Regions from separate parts of the Homo sapiens genome. Here region 2 is linked to region 1. The links are chromatin loops, found by intact Hi-C in ENCODE. Cell type or tissue: Calu3. All regions are shown on one strand. Each heading gives the region's core, and the rest is flanking DNA. Links, peaks and the distances in the headings are about the cores only.

Region 1 (8,312 bases), core at 1,944-5,943:
ACCCAGCTGCTTATTAGATGTATAATCTTGGGCAAGCTGTTAGACTATCTTTCTACATTTCTTCATCTGTAAAATGAGATAATAAAAGTAACTACTCCCAAAGATTGCTGTGAGATTTTGCTGGCAAGTATAAAATACCTAGAACAGTGCCTGGTCCACAGCAAAGATCAGTTAAGACCAAATATTGTTCTATGTCAAGAAAAATGTTCAATTGCCACTATCAGGAAGGCACGAAGATTATTTCTTAAACTTTCCTAGTGTTTGAAATTGGACAAATAAAACTGAAATTCTACATTAGTACTTGAGAAAAAGAGGTGCAGTCTACTTCAGTTTAGAATGGTAAATAGGGTTAGTATTGGATGAGTCATAAAAGAGAATAAATGAGCATTTTGGAATGCTGTAAAAGGCAACAGGCTAAATAAGGTAGTGAAACAGGAATTATAAACCACTGGAGGATGACAAATAGACTATAAGCATCTTAGGGTGGGAGTGGAGGAAGGGACCAAGAGGCTGAAAGGTGAGGTAAAAGTGAGGAGAGAAGGCAATATTGACCATTTTGCCTGGGTCCTTTGGAAAAGCTGCTGATGGTGGGATCCACACTGGTCTCAGCTGTGGTGCACTGTGGTGTACATGGTGCATGATGGATGCTTGACCTGGTAAGTAAATATGGAACAAGATAATTCCTTCTCTGAAGTATCACTCCCACTTAGTCAAGGGAGCATATTTTAATCTCTGTGACTTGAACATAGATAATTGAAGAAGGAGGTGTCTAACCATAATAAATTTAAGAGGCTCCTTAGAAAAAAGGGAGAGAAAAAACACAAATTAACAAGCAAGCTCTGAACATCAGAAGTGCTGACACAGACAACCTCAGACTTGACAAGCAGCCAAATTTATTATAGGCACAATATGATAGCATCGTACATTATTAGGTGTATTTTACTCATGCATAGCCCTACTTTGTAAACAAATCACTGTGAATTGACCTCTATTTCCCTACAGCAATAACTGATCATCTGTTTAGAAATACATATTCTAGAATTTATTGAGGTTCTGTGGTGCAATAAGCATGACTGTCCTAAAATGACATTGAGAGCTCACCTTTGGCTGCCTCATCACTGAGAAAATTAGAATTTGGGGCTGCTACCTCCTCCTAGTGGTAAGGCTGCTTTCAAACTCAACCTACCACTGAACTGTTAGCCCTTTCCCTTGAAAAAGAGGAATGCAACTTCACACAGGTCCCCAAAGTCACCAGGTACCGATAGACAACTTTTCCCAAACAACACCTCCACGCACAGTTGACATCCAAACTCAGTAAAGATGGTGCCCAGATAACCTGTTAGTCAGTCTGTTCTGCCCGTCTTCTCCCATTGATAAAATTGCTCTCAGGCTTGCTCTGTGGTAAAGGAGAATGTCAAGAGGAGGAATTCTTACCACCCAAAATGTTCACCCACCATGTGTCCAACAGAGTGTCCTGGGCCTGGTCATTCATCCGGGGGATATTAAAAGGATTAGACCACACAAACACACTCATTTTTTTTCCTCATCTTACGCTGTAAATTTGTTACTCATGAAAGTCTATTCCCTATCCCACACTGTGTGACATGTCAGATGGTGGCCACAAAGTGGCTGTTTTGCACAGCTCTTTCAAGGATTAAATTCAGGCATGTCTAATCTCCAATGTCCAGTCTTAAAGCACCTCACCTTCCCAATAGGTTTCCAAAGGGTGCCAGCTCATTTCCCACTGCCAGTCGTCTTATTGTGCTGATATGTAATTAATATGGCTTTATGAACCTGAATTTATGTAAATATGTTATTTTACTATCCTCTCACCTTTCTTAAGCTTCAATTCTTACCTAGTTGTGTTGGTTATTTCCAGTTTGGAAATCCCCTTTGAAAGAGAAAGAGACAAAATAGGAGTTAGACTGTTTAGCTACATTATGGCATTAGTTGATATTACTTATTTTTTCCAAGTAAAGAAAGTCTCTTGTTTTTATTTTCTTTTTCGGAACACTATTTAAAGCCTATTTTACTTCTTTTTTAACTTATAGAATATTTCAAGTTGCAATTATCTGTTCTATGAAAAAATTATTACCACAGTAAATTTTAAGTTATTCCATTTATACAAACATATGTAATTCAAATAACTTACTTAAAAGCGTTCATGTTCCTTAATGCCTAGAAATACAGAAATCAGAGTGTTGAGGTTTTCATTTGCCACAACTTGTTGCGTTCCCAAATTTGTGGAGCTGAGAAACTCAAAAAAAATTTTTTTTTTTTTTGAGACGGAGTCTCACTCTTTCGCCCAAGCCAGACTGCAGTGGCGTGATCTCGGCTCACTGCAAGCTCTGCCTCCCGGGTTCACGCCATTCTCTTGCCTCAGCCTCCAGAGTAGGTGCAACTACAGGTGCCCGCCACCACACCTGGCTAATTTTTTGTATTTTTAGTAGAGACGGGGTTTCACCGTGTTAGCCAGGATGGTCTCGATCTCCTGACCTCGTGATCCGCCGCCCTCGGCCTCCCAAAGTGCTGGGAATACAGGCGTGAGCCACCTCGTCTGGCTGAGAAACTCAAAATTTCTAACTCTAAATTTCTAATTTGGAAATTCAGAAATATACATTCAGAATTACCTACCTGAGAGGAGACTTTTGGATGGTTCTACATATAATTGAAGTCAGTTGGCCACAAAATAATGTTTACATATTAGAAAATTCCAAGAATGCATTCATGAGAGCATTAAAGAAAATTCCAGAATGTTGCTTATGCTGTTCGTCCATCCAAACTCCTTTCCCTTCTTCTCCCCTTTTATTAAGTACTCTACTGTCATCAAGGGTTAGTAATGATCTCAGATGCTCTAAGAAATCTTTGGAGACATTCTCAAGCTTCAGAGACCTTCCTCTCACTAATTTCTCATGAGAGTAACCGTCAGGACAAATCACTTGGCATTTAGCACCTTATCTCGTGATGTATTCTTATAGGTTTGTATCTTTTCTAGCCAATTACTTATAATTTACTTGAAATCTGGAGTCATAATCTATTTTTGTACCCTAAACAACTAATAACAGTGAACTAAACATAAGTAGGTATTTGTATATATGCTTTTGATAAAGAACCATATGTATCTCTATGCAAAAAACAATGAGGCATAAATCAGATAGCATAAAGATAGGTTAATTCTATTTCCAAAACTATAAGAGATTTAGTCAATTCAACTTTACTGCCGTTTTCATTAGAAATAAAAACACCTTAAAATTGAACATCAGGGAAAATAATACAGAAAAAATTTTGGCTTCTTAGTTTATAAACTAGGACAAAATTATAAGTAATTTACTGCCACCTGGTGGCAAACTTTCACTTTAAATAAAATGAACAGTTAAAAGAAAGACTCCAGCCATTGTGGATCTTTGTCTAGGAAATTTTATATTCCGTTAGAAAAATATTAGAAGAGAAGTTAATACCCAAGTCATAGGAGATTTTGGACCAAAGAAGAGTAAGTAACTAGCCCGAATCAAATAAACTGTAAAGAAAAAAATCAAAATTATTTATGGCGGGGGGAGGAGCCAAGATGGCCGAATAGGAACAGCTCCGGTCTACAGCTCCCAGCCTGAGCGACGCAGAAGACGGGTGATTTCTGCATTTCCATCTAAGGTACCGGGTTCATCTCACTAGAGAGTGCCAGACAGTGGGCACAGGTCAGTGAGTGCGCACACCGTGCGCGAGCAGAAGCAGGGCGAGGCATTGCCTCACTCGGGAAGCGCAAGGGGTCAGGGAGTTCCCTTTCCTAATCAAAGAAAGGGGTGACGGACGGCACCTGGAGAATCGGGAAAATCGGGTCACTCCCACTCGAATACTGCGCTTTTCCCACGGGCTTAAAAAACGGTGCACCATGAGATTATACCCTGCACCCGGCTCGGAGGGTCCTACCCCACGGAGTCTCGCTGATTGCTAGCACAGCAGTCTGAGATCAAACTGCAAGGCGGCAGCGAGGCTGGGGGAGGGGCGCCCACCATTGCCCAGGCTTGATTAGGTAAACAAAGCAGCTGGGAAGCTCGAACTGGGTGGAGCCCACCACAGCTCAAGGAGGCCTGCCTGCCTCTGTAGGCTCCACCTCTGGGGGCAGGGCACAGACAAACAAAAAGACAGCAGTAACCTCTGCAGACTTAAATGCCCCTGTCTGACAGCTTTGAAGAGAGCAGTGGTTCTCCCAGCACGCAGCTGGAGATCTGAGAACGGGCAGACTGCCTCCTCAAGTGGGTCCCTGACCCCTGACCCCTGAGCAGCCTAACTGGGAGGCACCCTCCAGCAGGGGCACACTGACACCTCACACTGCAGGGTACTCCAACAGACCTGCAGCTGAGGGTCCTGTCTGTTAGAAGGAAAACTAACAAACAGAAAGGACATCCACACCAAAAACCCATCTGTACATCACCATCATCAAAGACCAAAAGCAGATAAAACCACAAAGATGGGGAAAAAACAGAACAGAAAAACTGGAAACTCTAAAAAGCAGAGCGCCTCTCCTCCTCCAAAGGAACGCAGCTCCTCACCAGCAACGGAACAAAGCTGGATGGAGAATGACTTTGACGAGCTGAGAGAAGAAGGCTTCGGACGATCAAATTACTCTGAGCTACGGGTGGACATTCAAACCAAAGGCAAAGAAGTTGAAAACTTTGAAAAAAATTTAGAAGAATGTATAACTAGAATAACCAATACAGAGAAGTGCTTAAAGGAGCTGATGGAGCTGAAAACCAAGGCTCGAGAACTACGTGAAGAATGCAGAAGCCTCAGGAGCCGATGCGATCAACTGGAAGAAAGGGTATCAGCAATGGAAGATGAAATCAATGAAATGAAGGGAGAAGGAAAGTTTAGAGAAAAAAGAATAAAAAGAAACGAGCAAAGCCTCCAAGAAATATGGGACTATGTGAAAAGACCAAATCTACGTCTGATTGGTGTACCTGAAAGTGACCAGGAGAATGGAACCGAGTTGGAAAACACTCTGCAGGATATTATCCAGGAGAATTTCCCCAATCTAGCAAGGCAGGCCAACGTTCAGATTCAGGAAATACAGAGAACGCCGCAAAGATACTCCTCGAGAAGAGCAACTCCAAGACACATAATTGTCAGATTCACCAAAGTTGAAATGAAGGAAAAAATGTTAAGGGCAGCCAGAGAGAAAGGTCGGGTTACCCTCAAAGGGAAGCCCATCAGACTAACAGAGGATCTCTCGGCAGAAACCCTACAAGCCAGAAGAGAGTGGGGGCCAATATTCAACATTCTTAAAGAAAAGAATTTTCAACCCAGAATTTCATTTCCAGCCAAACTAAGCTTCATAAGTGAAGGAGAAATAAAACACTTTACAGACAAGCAAATGCTGAGAGATTTTGTCACCACCAGGCCTGCCCTAAAAGAGCTCCTGAAGGAAGCGCTAAACATGGAAAGGAACAACCGGTACCAGCCACTGCAAAATCATGCCAAAATGTAACAACCATAGAGACTAGGAAGAAACTGCATCAACTAACGAGCAAAATCACCAGCTAACATCATAATGACAGGATCAAATTCACACATAACACTATTAACTTTAAATGTAAATGGACTAAATGCTCCAATTAAAAGACACAGACTGGCAAATTGGATAAAGAGTCAAGACCCATCAGTGTGCTGTATTCAGCACACTCACGTGCAGAGACACACATAGGCTCAAAATAAAAGGATGGAGGAAGATCTACCAAGCAAATGGAAAACAAAAAAAGGCAGGGGTTGCAATCCTAGTCTCTGATAAAACAGACTTTAAACCAACAAAGATCAAAAGAGACAAAGAAGGCCATTACATAATGGTAAAGGGATCAATTCAACAAGAAGAGCTAACTATCCTAAATATATATGCACCCAATACAGGAGCACCCAGATTCATAAAGCAAGTCCTGAGTGACCTACAAAGAGACTTAGACTCCCACACATTAATAATGGGAGACTTTAACACCCCACTGTCAACATTAGACAGATCAAGGAAACAGAAAGTCAACAAGGATACCCAGGAATTGAACTCAGCTCTGCACCAAGTGGACCTAATAGACATCTACAGAACTCTCCACCCCAAATCAACAGAATATACATTTTCTTCAGCACCACACCACACCTATTCCAAAATTGACCACATACTTGGAAGTAAAGCTCTCCTCAACAAATGTAAAAGAACAGAAATTATAACAAACTATCTCTCAGACCACAGTGCAATCAAACTAGAACTCAGTATTAAGAATCTCACTCAAAACCGCTCATCTACATGGAAACTGAACAACCTGCTCCTGAATGACTACTGGGTACATAACGAAATGAAGGCAGAAATAAACATGTTCTTTGAAACCAACGAGAACAAAGACACAACATACCAGAATCTCTGGGACGCATTCAAAGCAGTGTGTAGAGGGAAATTTATAGCACTAAATGCCCACAAGAGAAAGCAGGAAAGATCCAAAATTGACACCCTAACATCACAATTAAAAGAACTAGAAAAGCAAGAGCAAACACATTCAAAAGCTAGCAGAAGGCAAGAAATAACTAAAATCAGGCAGAACTGAAGGAAATAGAGACACAAGAAACCCTTCAAAAAATTAATGAATCCAGGAGCTTGTTTTTTGAAATGATCAACAAAATTGATAGACCGCTAGCAAGACTAGTAAAGAAAAAAAGAGAGAAGAATCAAATAGACGCAATAAAAAATGATAAAGGGGATATAACCACCAATCCCACAGAAATACAAACTACCATCAGAGAATACTACAAACACCTCTACGCAAATAAACTAGAAAATCTAGAAGAAATGGATAAATTCCTTGACACATACACTCTCCCAAGACTAAACCAGGAAGAAGTTGAATCTCTGAATAGACCAATAACAGGATCTGAAATTGTGGCAATAATCAATAGCTTACCAACCAAAAAGAGTCCAGGACCAGATGGATTCACAGCCGAATTCTACCAGAGGTACAAGGAGGAATTGGTACAATTCCTTCTGAAACTATTCCAGTCAATAGAAAAAGAGGGAATCCTCCCCAACTCATTTTATGAGGCCAGCATCATTCTGATACCAAAGCCGGGCAGAGACACAACCAAAAAAGAGAATTTTAGACCAATAGCCTTGATGAACATTGATGCAAAAATCCTCAATAAAATACTGGCAAACTGAATCCAGCAGCACATCAAAAAGCTTATCCACCATGATCAAGTGGGCTTCATCCCTGGGATGCAAGGCTGGTTGAATATACGCAAATCAATAAATGTAATCCAGCATATAAACAGAGCCAAAGACAAAAACCACATGGTTATCTCAATAGATGCAGAAAAGGCCTTTGACAAAATTCAACAACACTTCATGCTAAAAACTCTCAATAAATTAGGTATTGATGGGACATATTTCAAAATAATAAGAGCTATCTATGACAAACCCACAGCCAATATCATACTGAATGGGCAAAAACTGGAAGCATTCCCTTTGAAAACTGGCACAAGACAGGGATGTCCTCTCTCACCACTCCTATTCAACATAGTGTTGGAAGTTCTGGCCAGGGCAATTAGGCAGGAGAAGGAAATAAAGGGTATTCAATTAGGAAAAGAGGAAATCAAATTGTCCCTGTTTGCAGATGACATGATTGTATATCTAGAAAACCCCATTGTCTCAGCCCAAAATCTCCTTAAGCTGATAAGCAACTTCAGCAAAGTCTCAGGATACAAAATCAATGTGCAAAAATCACAAGCATTCCTATACACCAACAACAGACAAACAGAGAGCTAAATCATGAGTGGAATCCCATTCACAATTGCTTCAAAGAGAATAAAATACCTAGGAATCCAACTTACAAGGGATGTGAAGGACCTCTTCAAGGAGAACTACAAACCACTGCTCAAGGAAATAAAAGAGGATACAAACAAATGGAAGAACATTCCATGCTCATGGGTAGGAAGAATCAATATCGTGAAAATGGCCATACTGCCCAAGGTAATTTACAGATTCAATGCCATCCCCATCAAGCTACCAATGCCTTTATTCACAGAATTGGAAAAAACTACTTTAAAGTTCATATGGAACCAAAAAAGAGCCCACATTGCCAAGTCAATCCTAAGCCAAAAGAACAAAGCTGGAGGCATCACACTACCTGACTTCAAACTATACTACAAGGCTACAGTAACCAAAACAGCATGGTACTGGTACCAAAACAGAGATATAGATCAATGGAACAGAACAGAGCCCTCAGAAATAACGCCGCATATCTACAACTATCTGATCTTTGACAAACCTGAGAAAAACAAGC
Region 2 (6,078 bases), core at 2,079-6,078, 1.1 Mb before region 1:
TCTTTTCAGAGTAACTGACACTGATGGGAGGTATAAATTGAAGTGTGTTGTGGAATATATACAGACTTTAATGAAAGAATCACTAGGGACACAGAAGTAGCAAAAATAAAATGTAGACCAGTAATATTCATATTTTTGTTTGTAGGGCATAAATTGGAATTGCAAAATAATAAATGAAGTTAGCTATTTGACTATGAAAGTCCAGATTTCTAGAAAAAAATCTGTGTGATACATTGAAAATTTTTTTCACCTAGTTTCACTTGTAATGAGTAATACAGAAAAGAAAAAGACTGGAAATTACCATTTTTTCATCAAGCATGTAGGCTAGCTACATGTTCTGAGTGGTTCACAGATTGAGGGCTTAAATGGTTCCCTACTTACTTACATTTTAGCAAATAGCTATTTCAGAAAATGTTTTAACTGCAAACTACCCCGGAAGTAACTTGTCTTAAGTTGTGTGTCCCTTCCTGAATTTGTTAAGGCATAAGTTTCTGCTTTGACTTTTAGGTTTGGTTTTTTGTGGGTAGACACAGGGACAAGAGACAGTGAGGGATGTGCCTTATGACTGATTGGGTGGGAAAAGCTGTACTCTGTTGTAGAGAGTTTCCCCATCCTCTGCTGCTGCCATTTTTGAATTGACTGGAAACCAGGAGGTCCCTTGTCCATGATTCACCTGGTGGCCTCAGCCAACTTTCAAAGTAAAAGTTTGCATTTCTTGAACTTTCTAAATTGGAGTTGTTATACAACCCAGGAAAGGGCAATACAGTAGGTAAAAGGATTTAGGTATTCACTGGAAAAAAATTTTAATCCATATTTAAGAAGCAATTGGTGCAAATCAAAACACAGATACACATGATTAGAATGAAAATGATTTCCGTATTTATGTTTGTCAGCAATATAGTTATTTACAAATAACCCATATGAAAATGTAAAAAAGCATATTACATCTTCACATGCCATCTGTATTGACTGAATAAAGCTTAGTGACATTATTTGCAAATCTGTAGTTAATTGTACATAGACATTTTGTGCGTTAAAAAGGAAATGTACATAATGTAAAATAAATTACATTACGCAATTTACAAAGTAATATTAACAAAAATTCTTAGACAGCTGCCTCCTTATTTAAACAAAATAAATATTCAGGTAGTTAAATTAACATAAAATACACATTTAGGGAATAATAATTTATAGAAAGACAGATTGCAAATTTTAATAAAGTTATATTTTACAATGATAGATACTGATCTCTTCAAATCTGTGTGATAGAAATGGAGAAAAAAAGTACCAGAAAAGGAATCTAAATGTTTACTTTCTAAAAATAAACACAAACAGATTTCTGAAAAATAGGGAAAAGTTTACTTGAGGGTTAAAAGTAGGTAATCTAGAAACTATGGCTTAAAAACAATAAATCTACAAAACACAACAAGACTGACAATTATATTCTAAATAATATAGAGATTTTTGATCACTGAAAACATGACTCCCACAAACTAAAGCTCTTCATATACTGCCCATTTTTAAGATCTGACTTGGTAGAAACACAGAAAAATAAAAATGCAAAATTAACTGTTTAGCATTAGTTTCATTCATTTAATAATGTAGACATAACCATTTTTCATTGTCCCTGCTAGATATAAAATTATTATAACACACTGCAAACCATCCTTTTTATAAATGGATAACTATTTGCTTGGCTCACACACCAGTTTCTGATACCTGAAATCCTGTCCTGCAGCCAGGGCCACCTGAGGGCAGGACCTGGGGAGACCCTTATTCCCAGAACAAGCAGATGTAGTTCTCACAACTAAACTAGTCCCAGGAAAGATCACATTCTGACAAGATTCCTCACAGATTTGCTCAAGGACTACTGTTTTTTCAACACCCTCAATCTTACAGTGGAAATAGAAGAAGAACCCACACTTGAATTTGGTAATATATTTATAAACAGGAGATCCCAGATCATTTGGGAATTGTGCTTCTCATGTACTATTGAGACCCACGTCAGCTTTAGAACAGGCTCTCCCTTCTGTATGGTACTGAAAAGTACAGTCCTCCCTCACTGTCTTGTGGTGTGGAATGTGAACAAAGACTCGAGATGGAGGCAGGAGGATATGGGATGGTCTAAAGCAAGTGTAGGCATGGACATTTTTACAGAAAAGGGCTTTTTTTTTTTTTTTTTTCCTGCATGCCTTCCACATTTTTCCTTTTCCCTTTATTCATTTCTTTGACCAGTGGATTTGGTGTAAATCAGGATGTTCACACTCTGAGTGAGTGACACTTTGATTCTAATAGGGAAGGAAATATAGGAATTCTTTTTTTTTTAATTAAAAAATTGGGCATGTTTAGTGGGAAGTAGGTAAGAATAGCTGTCAAGAGTAGAAAGAGACCAAGCAGAGAAAATCAGAAAGGGCCAAGGATACAGGTTGTTGGGGGAGGTAAATAAGTGTGTGAGAGGTCTATTCAATTTCTGTGAGAAGGAAGACGTGAATTTACCTTGAAATGCCCAGGAACTTAACAGGGGTCTGATTAAGCTACAATGACCACTGCCACCTACCTGAGGGTGGGGCAGGGAAAAATCAAACTCCTAATACTGTGGCCTAAAGACATGTACATTACGTAGGGGAAAATACTAACCCCATCTAAAAACAAACCTAGAGTAAAAGTCAACATGTTTCAGTGCTATCTTCACTCATTAAGCATTTTTTCCTTCTTTTGGATGTCTGTCTTAAGTACCTATGTATACAAAAGCCATTACTTTTTTTTTTTTTTTTACAATGCCTAGCAGAATGTCTTATATGTCAATAAATATTTGCCTTGTTAGAAGTAATTTGTGCTTTGTTATAAGTAATTAAAAACAAGCTTTTATGCACTCTTTTTAAATTCACTTAAGCTACACCGTAGTATCCTCAAAAAAGGCTTTGAAATTAAGATTACTGTCCACATATTGGATTAGTTATTGATGAATAAGCAAATCAGCCCCTTTCAAAAGAGATCAGTTAGTCCTATTCTACGTGGTTTCTAGTGAAATAGTCCAGCAAAATCATATAATACTGTGTCAAACTTTTTCTGCTCTTCTTTTTTTAAAAACCAAACAACAGACCTTCATTCTAGGGAACAGCAGTTCTACATCTTTTACCCCCTCGGTGAGGTAAAAGTGTCAATAGAGAAGTTACTACTATATTCCCCTCCCAAATTTTTAGAAGGAACAGTAAAAATAAGGTTTTGATGAAATTCCAATAAAATATTTAACTCATTATTGTCTCATGTCAGAAACAAAAATAAGGCCATTTTCATGTTATAAACATGAATATAATAACCTTCCCTTTGTCCAAAATAGCCAGATTGCTACGTTCTCCTCTTTCCACCTTTCTAACGAGGTTATCCAGTATTTATTTATCCTAACAAACAGTGACCTTCCAATATGTTCTCTAATATTAGGTCATGTTGAACCTAATTTCCTCTCTCTCATATATATGGGTGTGTGTGTGTGTGTGTGTATATATATATATGCATGCATATATGCTGTAAAATCTAATTAATTTATGAATAAAATGTATTTTTCATAACATTCTATAATTTTGATTTGCTAATTTAATTCTTATAGGTAGGATGATACTAATCTTTTCTGAATTAATGACATTTTACAATACCTTAAATATAGCTTTAGTAGGTATTCTATCCCACATTTCAAAATTAATAGGTGTTGCACACATTTCATAAGAGGGTTAGCTGAATTTTTCAAGTAACCACAATAGAGTCTTTCTTAACTATTTTGGACAAATGGAGTTTATTTTATTCAAAGAGATCAACTTTAGGATTATCTGGAAGACCCCTGATTATATATATTGACAATCACAGTTTTAAAGTAACAATATTATTTTTTCTTCCTCTTTAATAAAACAGATAAAATGGACTTTGTTTTTATGGTTTTCTTTGTTTAAATCCTTGCTTTAAAGTAAAATTTTCATCTTCCTGACTACCTGTTCTCTTTGAAATGATTTACATTTCCTAATATAGTGAATATTGAATGAGGAATTAGCGCTTACTGCATTTAGTTCTTATTGAAATACATACAAATATTTTCATTTTGGGGACAATGACATCCTAACCTGATGTCTTTTGTAATCTTTGCAAATACTCTAATGAACAGCAGGGGGAGTTCATACTCCAGTATGAAGGTAAAAATACCTTCTAATCCAAAACACTTTTACAGGAACACAGCTGTTTAAGATAAAATAGCATGTTAGTTATATTATTTTTCAAATATCCTGAAAAGCTAGTGTCCTCTCTCACAAAGGTTGTTGCAATAATGTTGCCTGAAAATGGTATTGCTTTTTAATGGCACCTTTTGAGTTTTCTTTTCATTTGCAAGAAGTCTGCTGAGTTAGTTAAATATTGTTCCACTGTGCCATTCCCAGGGCTACATCTGTAGAAAATACAGCTACTTCTGATACAGTGGGAAATGTAATGACTGTAAATTCTCACCTTTGAAAAATGAATGAAAACGAAAGATGACACCATGGAGAGCTAGCATTAAAAAACATCCAGACCAGGGGTCAGCAAAATATGACCTGCAAAGGTGGCCTACTGGCTGTTTTTGTAAGGGAAGTTATATAGGAAAACAGTTATGTTCATTCTTTTATTTACTAAGATTGCATTAGCAGAATGGCAAAGTTGAGAAGTTGCAACATAGACCTTGTGGAAAATATTTTCTATATAGTCCTTTACAGAAAAAGTTTGCCACTCTTGCTCTAGATATGCAATGAAGTCTTGGATAAGATATTTATTCTTCTCTTTTAAAATTTTAGTTTTGAAATCATACATTGAAGAGAGAGATTGCTTCAAATTTTGCCAGTGAGAAAGGCAAAAGACTATGGATTTTGAAATAACTGCCTGCAAGACAGACATTCAATCTGAAACTGGGAAATCAGAGAGAAAGAAAAATCAACATATAATTTTGATTTCCTTTAGTTACAAAGGTCATTGATACATTATTTATTTTCTCCATCTGCTCAAAATTAAAAAGACATCCAGTTCCTTTTTCTTTTTTTTTCTTAACAAAGATAACAAATATAAAAATCTAGTCATAAACAGCCTTCAAAGAACAATTACAAACCAACTAGAGGAATCCACCTTTTAGAGGGTTAAGGGGTTAGGGACTTCAACACTTAAATTACCGCCATGTTGTCAATTTCACAATGGCTGCAGTGATGAGGAAGTGTGTGTACAGCAGGTGTAATAGCTGATTTCATCTTGCTGCCATCCAAACTGAACTTTACTCTCTTCAGGATACAAGAACTTGCAAATGTCTTCATGCCACTCTTGGCACAGATGTCTTCATCCCACATGAAAAGAGGCAGTTTCTATGGCAATACTGGTTAAGCGCCTATCGTGCTGCACTAATATAGTGCAAAAATGTGCCTTCCATATAGCAAAAAAGATGCAGGCAACCAGTTTGAAAATCAGGGAAAGTAGAAACGTATTGTATTAACACAAGTAAATTAGTTTTCCAGACAATTACCACTATAAAATACTGAACTTGAGGACTCGTTCTTCTAAGACACTAGTACTTGTCCAGCATTCTTACTTTGGAGAGAGACAAGAAGTCTTAAAAAAGAGGCTTTGTCTCTGAAATGCAGGTCAATAAAATCTACCATCGACCACCAAGATGCTGAATTTATTCAGTGGATTTTCTGCTTAGCTTAGAGTTTATTTGTTATGCATTGTTAAAATTGCTTATTAGCAAGTACATAATCTGACATAATGTGTGTCATTCAACTGAGTACACATGTTAATTTGACCATAGTATTGTGGAGATCTTGGTAGAAACTCTTCATGCTAGGAAGTTTTATGGATTAACACTGCAGACGGTCTTGTATCAGGCATCCTAACTGGCCAATTCCACCATTATTTTTTAGAGATGAAAGTGGTTTTTCAGTCGGTAGATTTCAGAAAAGATGACATAAAACTTTCAGAATGCAGCATGTATTCAGCTAAATCTCCTATAATTCTCACGGTTGATGGTCTGTATATAAGTGGTACTGTCTTAAATATCTCCAGTGGCAGTATGATTTT

Evidence for each region. Hi-C counts contacts between places; a loop is a spot of excess contacts. Peaks named below come from ENCODE experiments on the same cell type or tissue, not always from the same donor. Only the 100,000 strongest peaks of a DNase experiment are listed, where the experiment ranks them.
Region 2: it touches region 1 in a loop (15-fold over the local background); 7 of 110 quality-filtered maps call a loop at or near these places.

The regions. Positions count from the first base shown.
Region 1 is chr7:12,493,662-12,501,973 of GRCh38, forward strand. LOC105375156 (a long non-coding RNA gene) reads right to left here and starts at 2,850. Exons shown (of 8, transcript XR_001745093.2): 1 at 2,635-2,850; 2 at 2,153-2,178; 3 at 1,857-1,891; 4 at 553-653. It also overlaps a transcript of C7orf78 not described here. RefSeq lists a silencer at 1-76 and an enhancer at 3,261-3,889. In Calu3, for the core only: CTCF peaks have their summits at 3,507 and 3,711; a DNase peak (open chromatin) is centred at 3,330.
Region 2 is chr7:11,369,579-11,375,656 of GRCh38, forward strand. THSD7A (thrombospondin type 1 domain containing 7A) reads right to left here. Exons shown (of 28, transcript NM_015204.3): 28 at 787-6,078. Among named protein-coding and RNA genes, the nearest start is that of PHF14, 400 kb to the left of the region's middle. In Calu3, for the core only: a CTCF peak has its summit at 4,139 (motif pointing right); no DNase peak of the experiment used is centred there.